4 separate regions of the Mus musculus genome follow, and all the other regions are linked to region 3. The links are chromatin loops, found by intact Hi-C in ENCODE. Cell type or tissue: left cerebral cortex. All regions are shown on one strand.

Evidence for each region. A loop is a pair of places that touch in the nucleus more often than their neighbours do. Peaks named below come from ENCODE experiments on the same cell type or tissue, not always from the same donor. Only the 100,000 strongest peaks of a DNase experiment are listed, where the experiment ranks them.
Region 1: it touches region 3 in a loop (2.4-fold over the local background); 11 of 42 quality-filtered maps call a loop at or near these places.
Region 2: a loop joins it to region 3, with 2.4 times the contacts of the local background. A loop is called at or near these places in 20 of 42 quality-filtered maps.
Region 4: a loop joins it to region 3, with 3 times the contacts of the local background. A loop is called at or near these places in 6 of 42 quality-filtered maps.

The regions. Positions count from the first base shown.
Region 1 is chr11:90,246,210-90,251,209 of GRCm38, forward strand. It overlaps Mmd (monocyte to macrophage differentiation-associated), which reads left to right and starts at 3,267. Exons shown (of 7, transcript NM_026178.2): 1 at 3,267-3,526. The coding sequence starts at 3,501. In left cerebral cortex, a CTCF peak has its summit at 3,087; DNase peaks (open chromatin) are centred at 3,104, 3,765, 4,137 and 4,779; H3K4me3 peaks cover 2,308 bases; H3K27ac peaks cover 2,294 bases.
Region 2 is chr11:90,294,205-90,299,204 of GRCm38, forward strand. No RefSeq gene overlaps it. Among named protein-coding and RNA genes, the nearest start is that of Mmd, 47 kb to the left of the region's middle. In left cerebral cortex, no CTCF peak of the experiment used is centred here; a DNase peak (open chromatin) is centred at 2,695.
Region 3 is chr11:90,180,707-90,185,706 of GRCm38, forward strand. No RefSeq gene overlaps it. Among named protein-coding and RNA genes, the nearest start is that of Gm11494, 40 kb to the left of the region's middle. In left cerebral cortex, a CTCF peak has its summit at 2,845 (motif pointing right); a DNase peak (open chromatin) is centred at 2,823.
Region 4 is chr11:90,388,536-90,393,535 of GRCm38, forward strand. Hlf (hepatic leukemia factor) reads right to left here and starts at 2,382. Exons shown (of 4, transcript NM_172563.3): 1 at 1,715-2,382. The coding sequence starts at 1,829. In left cerebral cortex, a CTCF peak has its summit at 2,490; DNase peaks (open chromatin) are centred at 520, 1,145, 1,756 and 2,445; H3K4me3 peaks cover 3,054 bases; H3K27ac peaks cover 2,636 bases.

The DNA.
Region 1 (5,000 bases), 66 kb after region 3:
AAATTTTATTTGTTGGGAAATACTCTTAGGAAAACTTCTCACAATCTTTTTTTTTTTTCTACTCTAGTCCTTCTTCCCTCTTCCTACGTGTCTACAAACCCTTGTACCTGCTGAATCCCTCCCTAAGTCCTAAAACACCTCAAGCAGCATCCTCTGGATTAAGGAGTGTTTTACCTCTTCTCTTACTCCCCCTCATCAGAAAGAGCAGCATAGACTATGTACCCGTATTCGTTACTGGTTTTCATTGCTACAAGCAAACAACTAAGAAGCTATGGGAGGAAGGTTTTCCTTAGCTCATGGGTTGAAGGATACAGCCCATCATGAAGAAGAGTGAATGACAGCAAGGCTGAGAGGTGGCTGCCACACTCTCAACCATGCTGAGCAGAGAAATAAGCATTGGTGCTCAGTTTGGTTTCTCGTGCCCCACTTCTGATTCAGCCTGGGATCTTGGCACACAGGATGGTTCCCGGCACCTTCAGGGAGGGTCTTTCTTTGTTAAAGCTTCCCAGAAGTTCTATTTGTGGAGATATAGCAAAACCCAGTAACAGATCTGAGCGAACAGTTCATTTAATCCTCCCAGGGCATCTCAAGTCAAAGTTTGAGTGACTCTGTTCTGTTCTGACTGGTCCATCACTGTCAGGGAACCAGGGCCCAGGTGTGCTCTAGTCTCATCAGCATCCTGTCTGGGGAGCCTGTGTACCTCAGTCAGCAGAGCAGGTGTTCTCCCAAAAGCTGCTGCAGCATCTGATGTCTACGCTATGACAAATCCCTTCCTGTAAGGAACAGGTTGGTTTGTTTTTTTTTTCCCACAAATGTTTCTGCAGTTTTATAGCAAGATCTATATCCCCAAGCCTAAGAAGAACGTTATGTTCTGTTAATGCAGAACAAACAAAAGAAAACGCACAACCAATAACCAAAATAAACAAACACCAAACAAAACCTTCCCATTCTCGTCTCCTCCCACCATTGCAATCCTGGGCCCTAAATTGAAGCCAGGACTTCCTTTCTGCAAATACACTTGGGATTTATCCTCATAAATGGATGCAAAAGGACATCATATTTCCCATGTATATGTTGCATGTACATAATTCTGTAGGTATGTGTACATGTAGGTAGGTGCATGTGTTCATGTGAACACATCTGTGTGAAGGCCAGAGGTGAAAGCCGGGTGTCTCCCTTTGCCATCTTACCTTTTGAAACAGGATCTCTCACTAAACTTAGGCTGGCTGGCTCTACAGCTATATAATATGTGACCTGAATGTAATTGATTTCTTTTGTTTCATATACAGTTCTCAAAGTCTGTTCATGTCGAAGACGGCATCAACATTTCATTTCTTTCTCTTAAAGAGAAAAAGCAAATCATCTTAACAGCTTGAGGTTCAGAGCAAGACCAAAAGGAAAGTACAGAGACTTCTTAGGTCCTCTCACACAATAGCCTCCCCTGCGTCGTCCCCCCCGCCCCCAAGGAAGTGGGACATTTGTTGTGATTACAGTTCCTATCCCTTAGGTTGTCATTTCATGTGGCTAATTTTCAGTTATCTTTTAGTTAGTACCTTTGTTACTGCCCCTTGATCGTTTATAAGGGGAGTGCCATGTAGTCAATTGGTAGATTTTCAAGCTATGCTAGTTGTCAGGCTTTACTGTGAGTGCAAAAGGAGTCAGGTGTGTGTTTTAAGAATTGTGCTGTTTTAAAACTTAGGGAGAGGCCGTTGGCATACTGACCTGATGGTATCTGGTGCTTCGTGTTAGAGGAAGCTATGTAGGAATCTGTTTTGCATCGGGCAAGTTTCTTTTTCACTCCCTGATCCTCTTTTACATTGATGACTCCCCAACCCCCACTTCTCTACATTTAACATATGAGAGAAAACATTTAACATTTGTATTTCTGAGCCTGGTTTATTTATTTCATTTCATATGATGATATCTAGTTCCATCCATTTCTCTGTTCCCAGAAATGTAGTTACTCGTAACCCCCCCCCCCCCCACACACACACACTGAAGAACAATCCAGTCCTCCTCTATTGGAGCCGATTGTCCTTTTAAACCAAGTGTGCAGCTTTGGAATGGAAAGATCACTCCCGAGTCTTCATTTTTTTCCTTCTGGCTGACTAATTTTCCATGCTGTCTCTAGACACACACACCACATTTTCTTTCTACATCCTTTGGTAGGCACCTACACTAATATAATAACTTGGCTATTGTAAACAGTGCCACCTTTCAAAGCCTTGGCCTCCATACCTGTGAAATGAGTAACATAATTTTGAACCTAAGGATTCCTTCCAAGATCAAAGCAATTGTTGTGGAAAGCACCCCGGGGCACTTAAAGAGAAGGACACTAGAATGGTGGGTGAAACCATTCCCCGGCATCCCCCCATCTTTCATTCGTTTCAAAAAGAGTAAATACTGCTTCGAAGCTGGCCCTAAGTCCCTCAAGAAGGTGAAGTTTGAGGAGTGGGGGATGTGTGTGGGCAGGTTTCCTGGATGGGAGCACACCTGGATTTCAGGAGTGATGCTGACAGGTCCTGCACATGTCAATTCCTTTTTTCCAGTATTCTTCTGAGTGTATTCACTACCTCTTATCTCTTCTCTCCCTAGGATCTGCTCTTCTGGCAAGTCCTTTTAGCTTTACAGAGGTTTAGCAAAAGGGGCCGATTCAAGTCTACTCTTTCCTTGGAAATTTCTTGGGTTAAAAAATAGAAAATAAAATGGAGGACGTAAAAAGATCTCTCCAGAAGAATCCCCCTGGAGAAATTCCAATCTCTTCTTTATAGGACAGCCGTGTTACTAATCCGTCTTTACACAGCGTAAAAGGTGAAGAAATAAATGAAAGGAAGGACGCAGAAATGAATGAAGGCTGGATAAACGATATGGGGCCAAGATTAGAAGGCAGAGATAGATTCTTGCTCGCTGCCACTTCCGGCACAGCTGCTTCTAAGATTGTGGGCCATCTCCTACACACCGTTGTTCCTTCCTCTCTGTTGCAGCTCACACGCTCAAAGCTTTAATGCAGAGCACCGCCCTCCCAGCGCTCCTCCCCTTTCGGCTAGCCACACCCCTCGGCTCTGAGGTTCCGCCCCACCTACCGAGCTTCAAGGGAAATGAATGGCAGCGGAGCCCTGCGCCGCTCCGGACACTGATTGGCCACTGGGCGCGGTGACGCGCAGGTGGCTGCGGGCGCACGCAGCGAGAGCAGCGGGCAGGGGCGGAGCCGGGCTCCGGGGCGGGGCCCAGGCACCCGGGGGCGGAGGAGCCAGGGAGGCGGGAGGCGGGAGGCGCCGGGGCCGTTTAAGCGGCCTCCCTCCCGCCCCCAGGCGCCTGCTCTGGCCCGGGCCCTGTGCTGACCGACCCCCGGTGTGGCCCACTCCGGCCCTGCCCAGTTGCGTGGCTCCCGCCTGGCACGCCAGCGGCCTCGGAGCAGCTCAAGCCCATGAGGCCGGCGCGCCCTGCCGCCGGTGCAAAAGAGACGGAGCTCCCGGCCCCCGCGGTGGAGCGGTGGATCAATGCGGTTCAGGAATCGATTCCAGCGGTGAGAGTTCTGCGGGGAACGTGCTCCGTCCCGGGGGATCCCGAGCCCTGACGAGGACCGGCTCCCGGGAAGACTCGCAGTTCTGCGATCCCCTTCCTCCAGGCAGCTTGGGATCTGTGCCCCGGGACCCCGCATCTGCTTTGCCTCCTCCATCCGCTTGCAAACCTAGCTTGGCCCTTGAGATCCCCATCCAGACACCGCTGCTGCTAGCTTCTAGCAGACTACTCCAGCCTCAGAGCCCCCTCCCCACGACTCCACTCAGGGCCTCCACCCTTATACAAACCCCAACGTGAGGTCTCTTAAGGCTGCTGCAGCACCCTGTGGCGATGTTTGTCTTACAGCGGGTAGGAGGTCTGGCCTGAGCTTTTTGAGGTGTTTTGTCGGTGGTTGGCCCTAGAGACAGGGAAACTGAGGCACGCTTCTCTAGGTCCAGCTTTCCTGATGGTGTCCGGAGGGGTTGTGTGTCTCGGGCTAAGAACCTAATGGTGTGCTATTTGGGGGATTTTTTTTTGGCAGGGGCAAGTTAGCATTCAGGTGGAGAGACATGCCTTTGAGAAACCTGGTTTTAGGAAATAGGGAGAAAGAACGGAGGAGGCGCCACCGGAAGGCGGGTTGTCTGCTCTACACTAAAGAGGTGGTAGGGTAGCCCGACTTGAGGGACATAGTGTGGCCCTTCTCTCCCGGGTGGATTACCTGCGTGGAAGGAATGATGAAGGCTGCCGACCTATTGTTCCCAAAGAAAGCTCTGGGCTTTAATGTTTCTAAGTGGGTGAAAGTTCACCCATGGGGTTTCTGGTAACTCCATCCCTTTGTCTGAGCCTGGCAGCCATACCCATTCCCAGCCCTTCACCACCAACAGGGTAGCCTAGTGTGATGTACCAGAGAATTCAAAAGCAGAAATGCTTAAAATCTTCCGAGCAGGCTATTGAGTTTGAAGTGGTCTTTCTTTTTATTTTAAAATGTAAACACACCATTTAGTTTTCCTTTCCCTTCTTTCCCCTGTTCACTCATTAATGCTTATCTCATTTCTTCCAGTCTCAAAGGGTAAAAGAGCCAACACAACATGCACAGGATGAGGGTGGTCTTTGCGCTCAGTATTGGGGGAGATCGGCTTGAAGATTTGGATTGCTTTCTGAATATTGCTTATTACTTGGTGGCTGGAAGTCTGGCACTATCGTTGGAGGAGAACTACGTCTCTATGTCAAAGGCAGAAAGGAACCTTGGTCTTTCTCGTTTAGAACCACAGTGGATTTAAGAGACTCTGTAACGTGTGTGAACCTCATGTCCTGTGCGTGTGGGTTGTTTGTCTGATTCTTTCCTTTGCATGTCTTTGTGGGCTTCCTGCTTTCAGAGACCAGTAGCTATATTCTGCAAAATTACCCCTTCCCTATTTGACGAAGAGTTTGGGTTTCTAGTCTATCCTTTTGAATTCTATAAAAAGAAGGAAAATGTCTGTTTTTGCTTATTGTACCAA
Region 2 (5,000 bases), 110 kb after region 3:
TGCACAAACATACATGTGTTTGTCAGAGTTCTCCAGGAGAGAAAAACCAACAAGATAAAAGCTATGTGTGACAATAGAATGGAGAGTTGACAAGCTGGTGGTTACTCAATCTGTCAGGCTGGGGAGGCCTTAGCAGTTTCAACATGGTACCAGAAGCCAGGAGGTTTCTTGGAAGCCTGGTGGTCTCTAGTCCACAAAGGAAGCTTGGAAATGATGGTCTGATCACAGCGAAGGGATCAATGGCAGCCATAAGAGGACAGATTAGCTCAGTAGCAAGCGGGAAGCCCGTGGGAGGAGAAGGCAAGATGCTCTTCCTTCTGCCGAACTCACATCTGAGTGGGTCATCTCCAGCAAACAGGGCAGTCAAGACACTTCTAATTCGTAGTAAGTTGACATTAAAACCAGCCATAGCAGTGTATATACACATCCATACCACACACATGGTTTGTGTGTTTGTTCTTATAAAGACTCCTGCCATCTAATGCTAGCAAATTTTGAGTTTTTTCCATTTTGTAATTCACTTTGCCTTTAAATTTGGTTCTATTTTTGGAAATTTTTTTTTTAGATTTACAGAGAAGCTGTTATGATAATATGAAGTTCCCACATCCTCCCATGTGCAGTTTGCCCTATTACTGATATCTTAGCCCACAGGATGGTGTATTAGTCATGGTTACTGCACCCAAGTCAATAGATTGTTAGTAAGTAAAGATAATGCCTGTTCAAATTTCCTTATATTTTACGTGATTCCTTTATGGGCTCCAGGATCCCATGTTACATTAAGTCTTTGTAAGTTCTTCGCTCTTCTTGGCTATGATAATTTTTCAGTTTTGTTGCTGCTGCTGCTGCTGCTGCTGCTGGTTGTGTGTGTGCATGTGTGTATGTGTGTATGTGTTGTGTGTATGTGTGATGTGTGTATATGTGTGGTGTGGATATGTGTGTTGTGTGCATGTGTGGTACATATGTGTGGTGTGTGTATGTGTGTGTGCTATGTATGTGTGATGTGTATGTATGTGTGGTGTGTGTATTGTGAATCTGTGGTATGTGTGTGTGGTACAGGTATTTTATGTGATGTGTGTATATGTAAGTATGTGTGATTCTGTGGTATGTGTGTATATATGTGGTGTGTGTGTGTGTGTGTGTGCTATGTATGTGTGATGTATATGTATGTATGTATGTATGCATGTATATGTAGTGTGGGTATGTGTGGTATGTATGTATGTGTGGTGTGTGTATGTGTGTGTGGTATGTGTGTGTGTGTGTGTGTGTGTATGTGGTGTGTGTGGGGTGTGTTTGTGTGTGTGTGTGTGTGTTTTGAATAGTGCTGGTCTGCTGTACTGTATAAGGTGTATTCATTTGGATTAGTCTGACATTTTTCTCACTGTCAGCCAGTGGTTCTGGGTTTTTGATGAAGACTATAAAGACCCACTGGTATTCTTCTACCATGACTCATCATGGATGATGTTGACCTTCGTCCCTGGCTTAGGAAGTGTTTATACTTACTTCTCTGTAAGTGCTCTTCTCTCCGTTTCCACACTGAGTCCTTAGGTGCGACATCATAGTGCTCAGCCCACAGTTAAGGAATGGGGAGTTATCCTCTGCATCCTTGAACACAGAGTATGTACATGAAATTACCTGGAATTCTTCTCCAGGCAGTTGGCCATTCTCCTTCATGGACTTGCTTTTCCCGTCGCCTGTTTCTATCCATATACAGCCACTGGTTTTACTTTATTTTCTGGATCATGCTACTCAATTTGTTAGGGCTGCTCAAATTTCTCAGGCTTTGGCCTCAGGGTGCTCTTTTCTTTGGCTGACTGACCTTTTAAACCATGGAGATGTTTCAATGTCTCTGGGGAGCAGAGACTGAAAGGGCATTGCTATCCCCTGAAACTCTTCCATATCCTTTTGTGTCACATTGATCACGTCTCAGCCTATCCCTCCTGTCCACTACCTGTGCAGTCAGGTTGACACCTTCTGCTTATCTTCACTTCCACTGTGGCAGTGACCTCTCCCTGACAGTCTAAGCAAGAAAATGACTCAGGAAAGTGGAGCACACCCAGGAGAATCCTAGGCACCATTTAAAGTCACTTCAGGTCCCCTCACACGTGATGCTTGAGCTTCGTGGTTTAAAATTAATATGTGAGCGAGTATTTTCATATTCTCGGACTGAGCTTGCGAATGAGCAAGCCCCCCAAAATATGGCAGGTGGGGCAAAAGAACAGGGGTGGGGTACACAACAGGGATTGGAGGTGGGGTGCACAGCATAGGTGTGCCAGAACACAACTGTCTCCATCTTGATCTGTTTTCAACAACAGCTTCATGAACTTAAGCTGGGCTTCAGGTGTGAAAACATTGGCCTTTGAGAAACAAGAAAGCTTAAGATCGAAGACTTGCCGTCGAGGAATTTATAGCCGAGAAAGATGAGCAACCGGTCTCATTGGGTGTCATGTGCCTCTCTAGGGAGCATGGCTCAATCTGTTCTGTCTACCTGACTGAAGACTTAGGTGAGCCTCTTCCAAGCTGAGGCTCTCCTGTTTTTTTCTTTTAGGTCCATGTCTCTCTTGAGGACCTGTAGGACTGTCTGAGTCTAAACTTTGTGCACTGACTAAGCATTCAGCACCTTAACTCATGAATAAGCAATTTGATCATACAATACTATCCAAGATTCTAGGTTGCCTGACTCTCTTGATCAACCCACACTTTCTCCTGGTATCTGCTTTCACTCAGAAATAAACTGCCTCCGACTTACTTTGTCTCATCTCTAAATCCTATCTCTGATGGTGGCAAAAACTGTAGAAACTGGGTAGAGCTCTCCATCTGCTCTCTCTGCCTTTGAGCTCTCTCCAGCCATCACCTACCTGCAACAATTTCACTTATTTCCCGTTACTTTTAGAATGTATGTCTTAACCATATCATATTCCTTAGGAACAGTCCTAACTATCTATATGCTAGGGCAACACTAGTTTCCTGTAAGAATTAAGGCATGATCAGATATTTGGGGACAGTAACCTGGAGAGTTGTAAAGCTGGAGAAGGACATACTAGCTGTTGAGGTGGGGGGGAGGGGTGTGTGTGTGCATGAGCACTCATGCACACATGCACACCTGTAGGAGGCAGGGAGCTCACGTCACACTAAGTTGAGAAGTAATTGTAGCAGTTCTGATGTGAAGCAGTGAATGTATGTCCAAACAGCAGCCCCTGGGACAGGATATTTAAAGTCATGTCAAGGAATGTGAATTTAGAGCATGTGCCAGAATCACCTGGCGTGTTTATTAAAATAGAAATCTCAGGGTTCTGTACCCAGAGATTTTGATCAAGAGAATCAGCATTGAGACTCAAGTACTTTGATTTCTGATGACCTTCCTAATGCTGCTGCCCGTGGCCATCAGGAGACTCTGGGAACAATCCTTTACGGAACTTGGTGACCAATGGACTCTATCAAGAAAAGCAGAAGAAAACAGTCTGAAGATTTCCAGGCCCCTGCTCTTGCTGCTTAGGAAGAGACAGACAATGAAGTTTGTCTGGGGCAAAAGGAGATGAAGTGGGTTCCAGATATCTGTAGCTTAGATTGCTTTTAGAACCTCTGAGAGAATGTGTCTAGTGGGCAACTGGACATATATGGTTTTAACTCTGAAAAGAGATTGAAGAGTAATTAACAATTCCTAGGTCACCAGGGTATCATTGGTCATTACAGCCAACTTTAATGCCAAAGAAAGTGCCCAGAGAGACAGTGGGAAACAGGAAGAGAATGAGTCAAAGGATGAGTTCTCAGTTAAAGAAGCTTCCTTTGTGCCTGGGGAGATGGCTCAGTGGGTAAAAAAAAAAGCTTGCTATACATAGGGTAAGGATGCACGTTCAACTCCCTGCATTCACATACGAGCCTGGGCACAGCCACATATGCTTGCAACTTCAGTGTTGGAGGATAAAGATGATGGATGCTTGGAGCTTGCTGGTCAGCCAGCCTTGCCAAAACAGCCAGCTTTGGGTCCAATGTCGCAAGAGAATAAGAGAATAATCAATAGAGGAGGACACTCAGCATCATCATGAAGCCACACTCACAGGCACACATACCCACCCTACCCCCTGCACACACAGATAAATAACATGGCATCTCAGTTTTATTAAAGATCTTCAACATTCAATAAAAATTAAATAGGTATGAATTTATACTTGGTGGCTTTAATGGAATGCCACTCGTGTTTGATGACATGACAGCATAGGTTAATCATTTTGCAGGGATTCAAAATCCTTGTTAGGAATCAACCAACAGTGGCCTATGCTTTGTCAATGCCTCAAAGTGACTTTCCTTGATGATATTGATCACTAATAAAGTAGTCTTGGCTAAGTTGCAGAGGCCTCCTATGCTCCAAGTCTATATATTTAGGGCCTGTAACTGTCACAGAGGCATGTTGGGAAACTGGAGACCAAGTCTTGTGTCTCATGCATGACACAAGACTGACCAACAGAACCACCCCAGGAATAATTGTTATTATTGCTATGAGGTCAGTTTGTAGATGAAGAGATGAAGGTAACTGCTTTTATGGTAACTGTTTCATGGTTACCATAGAAAAATATGATAACTTAACTAGAAAGAAAATAGCCTTCCTTCTTGCTAGAATAGATGCATCATCTCACTTAAATTACTAATTTAAGCAATGTAATACCTTTAACTAAGGCTCCAGTAAATGGCCTTGTGAGTGCTCCTTAGGATGAACCTGGTCCCTCTTAGCTCAACAGATCAAAAGCTGAGTCCAGGGCCAGGGGGATGGCTCAGTTGGCAAAGTTCTTGCTGCACAAGGACAGGGACCTGAGTTTCATTCCTCAGGACCCATATAAAAATCCTGATAGGGCAGTGTATGTGTGCAGTCTCAGTGCTACAGAGGCAGAGACAGGAGGACCCCTGGGGCTCATGGGCCATCCTATCTAGCCAAATTGGTCAACTATGGTTTCAGTGGGAGATTTTGTGTCAAAATATAAGATGGAGAGGGACTGAAGAGGTGTCTC
Region 3 (5,000 bases):
CACACACACACACACAAAAGATGGTTTAAAGCAGAAATTTCAACCCCTCAGTTGTGGACCGGATGTCTGAAGTCAAGAGGCTGCTTCTTTCTGGAGGTTCAGGGGGAAGCTCTGTCTCCTGTCTCTTCCAGTTTTAGTAATGGCTGGCAATCCTACATGTTCCATGAATTATGCACTCCCATCTCTGCCTCCATCTCTGCATGGCATTTCTGTCTCCCAGTGTCTCTTTGTCCTTCCACTATGCTACTAAGGGTACCAGTGTCAGATTCAGGCAGTCTTATCTAGAAGTACCTCAACTCAGCATACCTTGTTTCCAAATGAGGCGATATTCTGAGGTTCCAGATAGGTGTGAATTTGGGAAGGGGATACCGTTCCACCCAGGGCAGTGAGAGGACTGTGAAATGGTTCAGTGGTAAAATGTAACAGTATTTCTCCAGAGGCTGCCAGAGGGCCACATGGGCATTTACAGGGATAAAGAGCTGGAAGAGCTGGAAGTTGTCTTCAGTGATATCGTTTGAGAATGCAGATTAGTGACATTGTTTGGCACTGCCACTATTGCACTAGTTGCTACTGCAGAGGTCCTTAATCTGTAGGTAGAGTCCCTTTTGAGGGGGGCAAGTGACCCTTGCACAGGGTTCGCCTAAGACCACTGAATAATATGTTTGCCTTATGATTCATCACTAGCAATATTACAGTTATGAAGTAGCAATGAAAATAATGTCACGGCTGGGAGTCACCACAACATGAAGAACTGTATGAAAGGGCCACAGCATCAGGAAGGCTGAGAACCACTGCTCTGCAGAGTGTAACCTTTGATTTTCCACTCAAGTTAGAAACATCAGCACAAAAAGCTCTAGACTAAGAGTCACAGAGTCCTTCCTTGAGAAGGGCGTGGCACGTGGTCCACCCAGCACCCTCCAGGGGATGGCCCCACACCCACAAACATGTGGGCAGCACAAGTTAGACTTACGTGTTATTCTTTTGATGAGGATATGAAGTTAAAAGATATTGATGGGTGGAAGATGGGTCTGGAAGGAACTAGGGACAAGAGGCAATTGAATATCATCCTAAAGGTTCACCCATGAATACAATTCTCAAACAATTCACAAAAACTTAATATGGAGAGTCAGTTTTCTTTAATGATGGGGCACGTGGTGTGTCAGCCACACTCCAGAGCAGGCCCCATGCTCAAGAGTAGTTGTGAAACACAAAGGGACTTGATGAGACAAAGAGGGAGGGGAGGAGGGGAGGAGAGAGAGAGGGAGAGAAAAACACAAAGTTGGTTGGGGCTGATTTGGGAGGAGTTGAGAGAGTGGTAGATGTGATCAAAATACATTTATGAAATTCTCAAAGAATTAATAAAATATTATTTTAAAAATATTCTATATTATGATATAATAAAGAATAACACACACACACACACACACACACACACATATATATATATATATATATATATATATATATATATATATATATAATCTCACCTTATGGTAGAGGATGTAGCTCAGAGGTAGAGTATTTGCCTAGTATGCACAAGGCCGTGGGTTCAAACACCAGCACATCCAAAAAAAGGGAAAAAAAGAAAGGAAAGCAAAGAACTCTTCTAGTCTTCCTTCTGTCATTTACTGTTTGGCCTGAAAACATTACTTTGTTGAACCTAAATGTCCTTGTCTGACTTATGTTTCTATTGTAGTGAAGAGACACCACGACCATGGCAACTCTTATAAAGGACAACATTTAATTGGGACTGTCTTAAAGTTTCAGAGGTTCAGTCCACTATTGTCAAGGCGGAAAACATGGTGGCATGCCAGCAGACATGGTGCTGGAGAAGGAGCTGAGAGTTCTACATTTTGATCTGAAGGCAGCAGGAAATGAACTGGCTGAGACCTCAAAGCTCACCCCCATGGTGACAGACTTCCTCCAGCAAGGCCACACCTATTCCAACAAAGCCACACCTACTCCAACAAGGTCACTCTTCCTAACAGCACCATTTCTTATGGGACAAGCATTCAAACAGGTGAGTCTATGTGGGTCATTCCTATTCAAACCGCCACAATCTTCAACTAAAAAAATAATGAAATCTCCCATAATTTTTGTAGGTTTATGATATTTTTGCCTCTGACATTTTAAAAAATTAACCTTGGACTTTTAGGACATAGGGAACTCTGTACTTAATACCAGGAATAAGTTCCCATCCAACATTTAAAATACAAAAGATTATTTTGGTATTTTAAACATCAGACTCTGGTTACCTTGAAATGCAATAGTGTTGCAACATTGTAGAGTGCATATTTCTCAAGAAATGTTCTTGGTACACAGTCAAAATGGACTCTAGTACAAATATATGTGAATACAAGTGAGAACTGATGGGGTACCTCTCTTATGGGTTATAAATGTCTCCCTCCCGAGTATAGAGTATCTATAGAGATATTTGATCCCTATTTTAGGCAGTAGGGAGAGACAAGGGAAGAGAAAGGAGTGGGGGAGGAGGAAGAGGAGGAAGGAAGAGGAGACAGAGAAGAGAATTGGGAAATAAAGTGCCACCCCTTCTCTAAGCTTCAGTTTTCCTAAATTCAGGGAATAAGTCTCAAATGGTGGGACCGAGGTTCACCCTTCCCCCAAGCTCTGCAACACCGCATGTGTGCCACAGTCACACAAATCAAATGCAAAGCTCCCCAGCATCTGCCAGCATGGTAAGTGTGCAGTTAATGTTCACAGCGAATGAAGGAACTCGTACATCCTGACCACCCTGAGGGGTTGTTTGGAAATGCAGCAGCTTGTTACTAGTATTTACAGTCCCCTTTTCTGCCAGCCACCATCCTTGACCTATTGCCAAGTTGTTTTTCTTTATTCAGTCACCACTAGATGGCACAAAAGGAAAAGGCTTCATACAATGAAAGAAGACAAGCCCAAAGGACAAGGTGACCACAATGTGAAGAAGAAGAAGAAGAAGAAGAAGAAGAAGAAGAAGAAGAAGAAGAAGAAGGAGAAGGAGAAGGAGAAGGAGAAGGAGAAGGAGAAGGAGAAGGAGAAGGAGAAGGAGGAGAAGGAGGAGAAGGAGGAGAAGAAGGAGAAGAAGGAGAAGAAGGAGAAGAAGGAGAAGAAGGAGAAGAAGGAGAAGAAGGAGAAGAAGGAGAAGAAGGAGAAGAAGGAGAAGAAGGAGAAGAAGGAGAAGAAGGAGAAGAAGGAGAAGAAGGAGAAGAAGGAGAAGAAGGAGAAGAAGGAGAAGAAGGAGAAGAAGGAGAAGAAGGAGAAGAAGGAGAAGAAGGAGAAGAAGGAGAAGAAGGAGAAGGAGAAGAAGGAGAAGAAGAAGAAGAAGAAGAAGAAGAAGAAGAAGAAGAAGAAGAAGAAGAAGAAGAAAGAGGAAGAGGAAGAGGAAGGAGAAGAAGGAGAAAGCAGGCATCTTAGTATTGATTAAATAAAAGAGATAGGCTTCATCTTCATTTCACCTTGGACATTACAAGAAGCAGACCTACGAGGGAAAAGCTGGTCAGAAAATGAAGTTTAAGCAGAGACAGAGCAATCACACAACAATAACAACAGGAACAAATGTCTGTGCTGATGGTGCTAAAAACCTGAGGCCAAGAGAGGTAATCAATAATCTTAATCCAAATATTAATAGGACACCAAGAGAAAAGTCGTCACAATTACATTGATGAGTGAAGGGAAGCCAGGCCAGATTTACCATCATGAATCGAGGTTATCACTAAAGGAACCTGGAACCTATAGGGCAACCCCAACTTACAAGAGCAAAGTAGCCACTTTAATTAATATGGACCATAGTACTAGGAGTCTTCATTCACACTCAGTTTTCACACTTATTTATGTATCTGGTTAAAGGTGCCAAAATGTCCCGTATTATTCCATGGTGATGCCAGGGCCTCGGAGGTGCAAGGTAACTACAAAAGTTAAGATACTAGAGTTCAGTGAGAGCAAAGAAGGTGAGGGTGTGGTGTAGACTGCAGCCTTTTAAGCCTGGCCCCAGCCTGTGATTGGCAGACTCAAGACAATTCCACTTACTGGGGTCCTGTGCTCAAGAAGAAATTTCCTGATTGCAAATGGATTTTTCTATAGATCTGCCTTCAAGAGGAAAGCAAGGCATGGTTCTCCCACAGTGAGACACAGGAGCTCAATAGATTGACACTCTATTTATAACACCTGTCTCCTAGGAGCTTGGTAAACAGGAAGTGTTGCCAAGAAAAGGATTTCCTCTTGACCAAATTAATTCTCCAAATCTATCGAGCAGTTGTTGGACTATGTATTGAACACATCCTGGGTTATCTCTTGGCTGATATTCAAGGCCCATTCAAACATTCTGCTTTCTTATTCTTCCGACCGAATACTAACCAGACCCAACCCTGCTTGGCTTCCAAGACTAGAAAGAGACTGGGCACGTTCAAAGCAATATGGCCATAGACTTTGCTTTCATAGTTTATGCTGAAGACTCCGTATACTTACATAGCAAAATTATCCATGAAGAGTCCTATTAATGCAGACTCCAAGATTCAAGTCTCAAAGATCTTCGCCAGGTCAGCCTGGGTATGATACAGGCATTGCACTAATAAGAAGCTCAATGGAGTCCAAGAAGGATGGCCCCATATGTACAACCTATGAGGAACACTCATTCTGAGTCCAGAACCACTAAGCCATAGAATATTTTATTTGGAAAAAGATCTCCTAAAGATTAAGCAGTGGTTCTCACCCTTCCTAATGGTATCACCCCTTAATACAATTCCTCATAATATGGTGACCCCCAACCATAAGATTATTTATGTTGCTACCTCATAAATATAATCTTGCTACTGTTATGAATTACAATGTAAATATCTGATATGCGGGATATCTGATATGGGACCAGAGAACCACTCCTCTAAAGCATTGCTGAATCCTCGGGTTCCTGTGGAAGTTCTTCACAAATGGGTGCTGCAAGAAGTTGCTCACTAGAGCTTAATAATGCTAAATCAAAAATGAAACAAAAAAAAAAAAAAAACCTGCCA
Region 4 (5,000 bases), 210 kb after region 3:
ACTTACAAACCAGGGTATGCAAGCTTAGTCTTAGTAAGCAGTCCCCGCCCCCACCTTCCCTTAATACTACGCGTCGTTTCTGCGTTATTCCTTTCCATGTATTATCTCAATAAACGTGCAAGCCTACAATTATCCCCCATTTACAAGGAAGATAAGGGTGCTCTCTCACCATAGAAGGAGACTGTGGGGGGAGGGGTGGGCAGGCCGGGGTGACGGGGTAGAAATGAAGTACTTTCGAACTCATCCATTTGCTTAGAACCCTCAAGAGGACTAAGTCTGTTTTAGAAGGTGGATTCTTTTTCCTTTTCCCCCCAAACATTTAAATATTACCTAATTTACAAAAAGAAAGCAAACATTTATGTACCCCATCACAAGGCAGTACTATGCAAAGGTGCTGTGTTCTACTCTCTGAGGGTAAGAATGCAGCTATTTCCTGCCTGGAAATACAGCACCCCCGGATTGGTCTTTACCGAGCTGTCTGCATTTTGCCAATATTCAGGTGTGGGTGGAATCAGGGATTAGAGAATTTGATTCTGAGTTTTGTTTTGTTTTGTTTCTCATTAGAGAAATGTAGTCCCACCGCCACCCATTCGAATCTTCAAATCCTCCGCAGTCTCATTAGAGTTAGGCTTAAAAACATCGACCACAAAAGCCTAACGCATCCGCAGATTTCTCCCAAATGCTACTCCTTAAGAAGCAGTGCGGGAGGGTATTGGGGGTGGGGGGCGGTCTGCACGCGCAATCAAGCACCAGCAACTCTTGCAATGCAACAGGCGTTCTCTCCCAGGGAAATTGATGCAAACACCCCGAAGCTATTTCCAGCCAAATAATCTTTTCAAGAATTTATGCAGGAGCAGCATAATTCGCTTCTGTCACTGTGATAACACCAAAGGCAAGAAACTGCACCGGCCCAAAACACAAATCCGTTCTGGCATCAATTGCGTTCCCAGCTAGGTCTCACATGCATCTACCCCCAGCCCCCCCCCCACTCCCCACCATATCCCCCTACCCGTCTCCTTAGCTCCAAGCCACGGTTGCCTAGGGAAGGTTTGAGACTTACCAAGAAAGGGCTCAAGCCAGAGGAGGCTCCTGCACGCGGTTACACGTGAGCCTGCTCAGCTCTCCCCTCCCACCGGGAAGAGAGCACCGGGAAAGTGTCAGCGCTGGAGGCGTGCACCGCTTCCCGCCGACAGACCACTCCCCCCACCCCCACCCCGCTTTGTGAATTGCGGGTCTGCGGGAGAAAGCGCCTCTCCGCTCATGCCGCGTGAGTTCACAACACAAAACACTAACACGATCCGAATATTCAGGCTGCCGCCGAGTGAGAACCCCCATTTACTTTGACCCCCCCCTCTCTGCCAGGCTCCAACCAGCCACCTCCCGCCCTTTCTCCTCTCCAGTCCCAGAGACACTAGTCTCCCAGGGAAGCGCACACCCTGTCACTCAAAGCAGCGATCCTGACCTGTCAAGTTCACCTGTCACCTGCGCTGCAGGAGGACAGACCTAGAAAGGCAGGCGAGCCAGGTTCCCAGCGCTATTTCAAATGTTGCCCCGGAGGGATCCCCTTTGCATTGAGGAGAAAGAGGGAGTAAGCCCCCCAATTTCACTAAAGCAAGGCGAGGGGAAGAAAGATGCTGGTGCCCTCCCAGCCGACTAGGGGGGTCCCTGGGAGTGTAGTCCCTTCCCTGAGCCCAGCTGCCGAGGCAACGCTCACCGTCTTCAGGATGAAGGGGGAGCTTCAGCGGGTTCTCCAGCAGGGACCTGAGCACGCCGTAGGGAGGCGGGATAAAGGTGGGGTTCAAGGGGAGCTGTCGGGACATTTTCTCCATCGTGATGCACTCAATTGTCTTTTTAAAAAGAAGGCCAATCGCCGCCCCGAAATGTTGATGAGCTTTGTTTCCTCCGTCCTTTGCCAACCAAAAGTACTCGCTTTCAAAACAGTGCAGACAAGGAAGAAAAAAAAAAATCACTTCTGTCTTTGTAAATACATCAGCATACAAATATCAAAAAAAAACAAAAACAAAAACAAAAAAACTTTCGTGTTCTCAGTGCCGACAGTCCAGGGAAGGCGCATCTAGCGCCGCGGACTCCTCCGACCCAGTGCAGGATGCTTTCTCACCTGCCTCCAACACTCAGTCTTGCAAAATGTTCAAAATTGCAAGGAGGTGGGGGGAAAAAGGAAAGAGAGAAATTTTGAAAACGTAGACGGCTGCAGATGAGCAGAAGGCAAAGCGCGGGCCCCGGCCCCTCGCGCGAGCACCGGAGGCTGTGCCGTCCCGCCCCACCCCCCTCCCCGCCGCGGCCGCTGCTCCCCGCGCTCCGCGGCCCCGCAGCGCCGGGCTCAGCGCATCAGGCAGTCCATGTGCCGCTGCCCTGACAAGAGTGACGTCAGGGCCCGCACCGCGCGCCGATAGGCGTGCAGGGGCGGGGCCCAAATCGGGCCCGCCCATCCACCCCGCCCCCCCAGGGCTGCGTGTGTAGCATCGCCGCACGCGCTGTTTTTCCGGCCCTTGCGGCGTTGGTGGGCTGCGAAAAGCACAGGTGCCAGATTTCCTGCTTCACTCTCTGCCTTGCGCTGGGAATAACGCGCGCTAACTCTCACCCTGACTCCTTTTGCACGCGAGCCCTTCCCCCTCCGTTCCCCCCCCCCGCCCCCCAGAGCAGAACAATGAGAAATTCGTGTCAGTGGTTTGCAATGTGGAAATAAATTGGTGATTTTAAAAGAAGATGATTTTTAAAAGATGGCCAAGTGGCATTCCGGACTTAAATTAGAACCCCCAACCCCCGGGGCGATGTCCTGGCTAGCAATGTTTTTTAAAGCTCCCCAGGACAAGTTTAGGAGATTTGGATAGACTTGAAGCGAATGACTTCTGGATATTTCTCCTCCTCGCTCCTGGTGAGCTTAGTACTTTCCTTCTAGCCCCACTGCATATCCGACCTAAGATATCAACTTTCCTGAATTCCAAACAATGTGCAAAAACGTAGAATGGAGACAGGAGCTGCAGACTGAAGTGAACTGTCTCCCACGCTGTCCGAGGGAATTAACAAGACAGACATTTGCTTGCAATGGAAGGAAAGCAGGAGAGACTTAAACACAAGGAATGAAAGTTAGGAGTATTTAAAAGGCCCAGCATGGCTGTAATTAGGCTAACTTAGAAGGTCTGAATACTAATTAAAATAAATTTGTAAACTCTTTGTTAAAAGATTAGGGGAATCTTGTTTGTGGCTGCAGCACATCCCTCTGGCCTTTTGAAGGCTGTGAAAAGGCCAGTTTTTTGACCTTGCTGCTGAGGGTGTGGGGGAGAACACCTTGGCGGAGTGGATGGATTGGAATGTAGGCATTCTGCCTCCCCAGCCAGGAGAACTGAGACACACGAACCGCATCTCCACGCTTCTCTTTCCACTTTCCACCCCCACCCACCCACCAATTACACATTTCTATCCAGCACTAAGTCCCCCTGACCCGTGGAGGAGCATGTGGGATGGTTTTTGCAGTACTGATGGTTGAATGTATGGCCTTACCCATGTCTAGCTAGTTCTATATCACAGTGAGCTGTCTCCTCAGACCTGTGGGGAAGGGTCTGCAAGAAGCTTTTCAATGAGGCAGAAAGGCTTTTGTGAACATAGACTGGGTTCCTGGGGTGCAAATATTACTGGGATGCCCCTCCCCCACCCCACTACCAAAAAATGAGAGATAAGAAAGGAGAGAAGAGAAATCTAAAATTCAGGAAATTCCGGACCCTGGCCAAGGGCACTGGAAGTTCATGATAAGTAGCCCTGACTCTTTCTCTGAGCAGAAGTTTCCGGGTAAATGGACGGCTGGTCCCGTGGCCTTCATTTCCTCCTGCTAACACCTGGGCAAAGTGAATGGTAAGATGACATTCTGAGATGCTCTTGTGATGTCAGATCCCAGAAACATGAGCCCTGGGGTGGATGCGGTGTACATTCAGTGAGCACCACTGCATGCCATTGACTGGGCTGGGGCTGGTGAGATGATGGATGGATAAGACCTGGCTATACCAGGGAAAGGATGCCATAGAAGCACACAAAGTCTGGACTCCAAAACCCAGTAACAGAGAGAGCTGACGTGGGCATCTGTTACTGGAAGGAGAGTGCAGAGAAGCGCCTGAGGTGAGCTTGGAGCCAGTGGTCCCTCATAAACTTCCCAACCCTTCAGTCGGTTTGCTTCTCAGAAAAGAAGGGACTCCGCTGGAAGCTGAAGAGATTATTCAGTGGATTAAAGAGCACTTGGGTCATAAGAATGAAGATACAAGCTTGGATTCCCCTGCATCAACATGAAAAGGGAGGGAGGGAGGAAGAACAGCCTCCAGCAGCAGCAGCATGGGCCTGTAACCCCAGCACTGGGGAGGCAGAGATAGGGAGATCCTAAAAGCTCACTGGCTGCCAGCCTAGGCAATGAGTGAGCTCCAGGTTGAGTGAGAGACCCTGTCTCAGAAACAGAGAAGATGCCCATGTTAATCTACACACACACACACACACACACACACACACACACACACACAGGAGAGCTTCTGTGCTCTTGTCAGAGAGAGAGGAAGGTTTCATCTTTTAACTTTTTTTTTTTTGGAGTAATTTTCTCTTTTTTTTCCATTTTTTATTAGGTATTTAGCTCATTTACATTTCCAATGCTATACCAAAAGTCCCCCATACCCACCCACCCCCACTCCCCTACCCACCCACTCCCCCTTTTTGGCCCTGGCGTTCCCCTGTACTGGGGCATATAAAGTTTGCGTGTCCAATGGGCCTCTTTTTCCACTGATGGCCGACTAGGCCATCTTTTGATACATATGCAGCTAGAGTCAAGAGCTCCGGGGTACTGGTTAGTTCATAATGTTGTTCCACCTATAGGGTTGCAGATCCCTTTAGCTCCTTGGGTACTTTCTCTAGCTCCTCCATTGGGAGCCCTGTGATCCATCCATTAGCTGACTGTGAGCATCCACTTCTGTGTTTGCTAGGCCCCGGCATAGTCTCACAAGAGA